2 separate regions of the Mus musculus genome follow, and region 1 is linked to region 2. A link is a loop called in an ENCODE intact Hi-C map of the cell type or tissue named here. Cell type or tissue: heart. All regions are shown on one strand.

Region 1 (2,500 bases), 440 kb before region 2:
TCGTTCCTGTGATATGACCCCCTCATAGAAGTGGAGACCCATGATCTAATTACCTCTTCATGGTCCCACAACCTCTCAACAGTATGCCACTGGCAGCCAATTTTCAAGGAATCACATTCAATCCATAGCCAGCACATCCCAATGTTTTGGCCTTTAAAAGTCTTCTGAAGCCAAGTTTCAATCAGCTCTTGAGAAACAGAATCTTCTAGATTGGCCAGGGGACCTGTACTTGTTTTGGTTTTATGAGACAGGGTTTCTCTATGTAGCCCTGGCGCTGACTCTGTAGACCAGGCTGGCTTTGAACTTAGAGATCAGCCTGCCTCTGCCTCTGAATGCTGGGATTAAAGGTGTTCGCCACCACCACCCATTGAACCTATACTTTTAACTGTGTCTGCAGTAGCTCATGCATAGTCAGTTTAAGACTCTCTAGCTAGTATAAGCAACCTCATTTTGCAGAAGTTGGGGTCCAGAGGGTTCTTAGAGCATCACTTAAGTATCAACGTCTGGATGGGAAGCTGGAATTTCTGCCTCTGGGCCCATTGCACATTGGAGGCTGGTCAGTACACGGAAGTATAGAGAATAGTTCGTGAGGCATAGGTTCTTTCCACTCATCAGACCACTAACACTTGCAACCTCACTTGAGGGTGGCTTCTACTGTAGCCCACATTTATAAAGAGGAACCTCGGGCCACAAAGGATAAATAGCTGAGAATGGAGGCTCACACTCGAAATCCTTGCACTTGGGGCATAAGAACTGCTTCAAGTTCGAGGTTAACGTGGACCACGTAGTGAGTTCCAGGAAGTCTGGGATACAGAGTAAGAACCTATCTCAAAACAAAACAAAACAAAACAGCTTGACAAAGAGTTAGGTGTTAATAAACGTGGACCTGGGCACCTGCGTTATCTTTTAGAAGCACTGTTCTCTATCAGGAATGAAAGAAGCAAGCTCAGTTTTGTGGAGAATGGAGAATGTTCTCTCAAAAAAACCAGACTTGCCCTCTGGGATAATCCAGCCATCAGAGCTCCCGGAGGCAAACCTACTCACTTCTGTAACGCTAGGTGGCGCACCCCAGGTTCTGAGCACCCACCTGTGGGCGAAGCCTTTGGGGACTACCCACTCTCTACCCTGGTCTCAAGATATTACAGTCTCCGTGTGTTGGAAGACAGATGGCAGCCAGTGTAAGCTATTCCTAGTCTCATCTCCGGGGATCCTTGTCTGTGTAGGAGGGTAATCACTGAGGAAGGCTGACTTTCGGGAGAACTGTTCGGCACACACGTCGAGCTTCGCTTAGGCTGAGCTGTGTGAGGTAGGAGGCTCTCTGCTCTTTTCACAGGACACTTACTAGCCCATTGAAGAGCAGTCCGCACTAACAGTGGAGGGGTGGGAGGTAGGGGTGGGGGTGGGGCTTAGTCTGTGTCTGCTTATCTTTAAACAAAATGCTTGGCCCCCAACTTTCTTTCATGTGACAGGATGACTTCAGAAGACAACCCTGTATGTTTTTCCTTAAAACTCGAACTTTTTGCTGTTTTAATTTATAATTGATCCTTTTTGATTGTAACGGTCTGTGGATCTGGAAGACGCAAACTTACAGAATCTCTTGGTCATACCTTACCCAATAATAAATTTTGTTCCCCACAGCATTTGATTTAAACACTGGGTCTGTGGGGCAGGCAAGCTTGCAACCTCAGCTACTCAGGAGCCTCAGGCGATTCTAGATCAGAGTGGGTAACCTAGTACCCCTGACTCAAAATCAAAAGGGGTCTGTGGGTATATATCAGTGGTAGAGTACTTGCCTAGTGTGTGGGTGGTGCTATTCAGTCCCCAGGATTGCCAAAGCAACAATGAAGAACACGCTAATTTTCAACTTTGGCTGTTGATACGGTTTAGTGGGCAAGGGGGTTTGCTGCCAGTCCCCATGACCTGAGTGTGACATCCAGAACACACACGGTAGAGGAGAAAAATGGCTCCTATACGTTGTTCTTCGATCTCCACACATGCACACAAAATAATAAACGTTTAAAAGAATTAGAAATCAGGAAGGATTCTAGGAAAGTCTAGAGTTCCTGACTCTCTTGAAGTAGGAAATTCAGGGACCGGGATCCTTCACGTCCAGTGGTTGTCCTTGGTTGAGACTCTTAGGCTCTGTCTTCAGTGTGCCCCATCCCAACTATCCTCGTTACTGTTTTTTTTCATCTGGCTCCATCTGTGTTGAGCTCTCTGATGGAGATGAAGGGGTCTTCCAAGGCTCCAAAGTACCAGCCTTGTTCCAGACCAATTCAGGAGAGGACTGGAAGTTGAATTGTAAAGCGTTGTGAAGCAAGCCACTAATGTGCAGATGGGGGTGGGGCGGTGGATGGATTGGGTGGAGGCTGGGCTGGGGGTGGTGGGGGGATGGGGTGGTTGGTGGTGGCGGCACAGGGTGGATTTCCTGACTGGTCTTCTGGCCCTTCCTTTCTGTTGATGTCTTTGCTTCCCTAAAGACCCTGCCCAGCTCAGTCTT
Region 2 (2,500 bases):
TATAGACCTACCTATATTCTTTTTTTTTTTTTTAAAATCAAACACTCCAGAATTTAATATGAAAAATAAGTTAAAACTTCAAAGCAGCTTACATGTGCTCTATCCCTGAGCTACATCGTTCACCATCCATGGCTTTTTTTTTTTTTAATTGTTATGAAGAGTGTGTTTGGGATGGTGTGGCTATGAGGCGTGGCAGACCATGAGGGAGGAGAAGACACTGATATGACAAATATTTCCACAGAAATCACCCTGTACCAAGGACTAGGTTTCCATATCTATTTGTCCCCTTTATTGATTTCAATGTTCTAGGGAGAATTTTTTTTAAAGACATTTATTTTCTTGAGGGTCTGGAAGTCACAAGTTCAAGGTCAAGGTATGGGCAGGGCTAAATTCTGTGGTCTCTGTAATGAGTCCTTGCTGTCCTCTGGCATCCAGTGGCTCGTCTCTCCCGTTGGCTCATCTCTAGTGTCCCTTCTGTGAACCCTAGTCCCTTTTTGAGGACACCACCCAGACTGGATTAAGGCAACAGCACTTTAACTTCCTCCTCTCTTTAACAGCTTCTTTGTGGGCTATGGGGGGATTAGGGTTTCAGGCAGTGAACTGGGGAGGATATGACTTATGCTCCAGCAGCTGTTTGGGGAGACGGGGAAGTTGGAGACCCAGAGATGCCAAGCAACTGGAGAAGGCCATGAGCTCACCCAGCATTGCAGGTGAGAGGCACACAGTCAGGCTCATCTGAAGGCCTACCATTCCCTGAGCAAGCATAGCCCCGTTATTGGATGTGGGCAGGAGATGGAAAAGGTCCTTTGGAGTTCAGTTCCCAGCACCCATGTGGAGTGGTGTGTAACTGCCTGTGGCTCCGTGCTGGGAATCCAGTGCCCTCTTTCTGGAATCCTCAGGCACCTGCACGCACGTGGCATGCACACACAGAGACACACAAACAGGTCTTTATTATTGTAAAAGTGACGACAGAAACTGACCAAAGCTAAGGAGCGCTGTGATCAGACATTGTTGCACTGCACTGTGCAATCCAGCCTCAAAAACACTGGCGCTGAAGCTGGCCATCTGCGGTGTCCAGGTGGGGCTGCTCGGCAGGCTCTCCTTTCACAGCTCAGCATTGAGCAAAGATTGGAGCTTTAGCTGAGGCGCTAGAAAAGGTCAGCAATTTAGCATCAGGGGAAACCCACCAGTTTGCAGGAAGCTGGGTTGGTTTGCCTTTTAGACTAACAGTCCTGAAAATGAAGGCCCCATAGGGCCTGGCTCTTTTCATTTGTGAGTGCCTGCTGGCCTCTGCTGGCCAGATGTAGGAACAGCCAGGAATCCACAGAACATCCTACAACTTCCACAGTGCACAGCTCTAATGGAAAACACTTGGTCTCACAGGCCTGTGGGTCTTCCTCTCTAAACTTCACACAGTTTTTAAGTAACAGCACGTCCAGCCTCCCTTTTGCATATTGTAATCTTTCAGCTCCATGACTAGAAGGCAAGTCTTGGTGCTTTAACATCGCATTTGCTTTTTTCGTGCTTCCAAGGGGGGGAAAGTCATCTGGTTACATAAGACACATTTTCAACCGTTTAAAACTTTGATTTACTGACTGATAATCTGGGGTTTCTACTATTTTGTTGCAGCACTTTTGAATAAAAATAATATTGATTTTCACCAAATCGGAATCAGAAGTGGTGGTACAGGACTATCATTCCAGCGACTTGGGAAGCAGAGGCAGGAGGATTGCAAGTTAATTCAAAGCTTGCCTGAGTTACAGAGTGAGTTCAAAGCCGTCTTAGGCTTTTGCCTTGGAAATGTCATGGAATGGGGGGGAAGAATGGCTGATGGATAGGGTGAAGGGTTGTGGACTGCGGTCTCCAGCTATAACGTAGTGATGACACTATTGAACGCTCAGAGGCCGTGCTCACTCAAACACAATTGGACTGTCACCATTCTGTCACAGGTGGAGAATGCTAACAAGGCCCCATCTCTCCCTGATGCTTTATAAGCCATTAATGGCACTTTCTTCAGTGGTGTAGCCACTAGAAGGTGCCCATTCTCTGTAACTAGTCCCTTATCCATGTTCCTGGATGAAACCCGTATACAAGTCATTGGTTCACACACATGCGCACACACTCATACACAAAATTTTATACATGCATGAAAATATCACATGAAACCAATCATTATGTATAATTAATATATTCTAATAAAAAACTAATAAAAAAATAGAGCCATCCTGGGTAACTTAGTGAGATCCAGCCTCTAAATAAAAAGCCAATGCAGCTCATTGGCAGGGCGCATGCTCAGAACGTCAGGGGCCTCGGGCTCGTTCCTCCGCACGTGGGGTTTCTTCAGAGCCTCCAAAGCAGTGTTTGTGCTTTTAAGGATATTACTTTGTTAAGCAAATTTGGGAAGAATGTTCAAAATTCATAAAGGATTCCCTGGAGTTGAGAAGCACTAAAAACATGCCAAAGGAAGCCATTCGCTCTTAGAGCACAATCCCCAGACTGT

What was found. Peaks named below come from ENCODE experiments on the same cell type or tissue, not always from the same donor. Only the 100,000 strongest peaks of a DNase experiment are listed, where the experiment ranks them.
Region 1: it touches region 2 in a loop (13-fold over the local background); 9 of 42 quality-filtered maps call a loop at or near these places.

What each region holds. Positions count from the first base shown.
Region 1 is chr3:101,371,434-101,373,933 of GRCm38, forward strand. No RefSeq gene overlaps it. Among named protein-coding and RNA genes, the nearest start is that of Igsf3, 4.4 kb to the right of the region's middle. In heart, a CTCF peak has its summit at 1,053; a DNase peak (open chromatin) is centred at 1,108; H3K4me3 peaks cover 346 bases; H3K27ac peaks cover 354 bases.
Region 2 is chr3:101,811,507-101,814,006 of GRCm38, forward strand. Mab21l3 (mab-21-like 3) reads right to left here. Exons shown (of 7, transcript NM_172295.4): 7 at 1,570-2,500. Among named protein-coding and RNA genes, the nearest start is that of Gm33381, 15 kb to the right of the region's middle. In heart, a CTCF peak has its summit at 1,295 (motif pointing left); a DNase peak (open chromatin) is centred at 1,285; H3K27ac peaks cover 614 bases.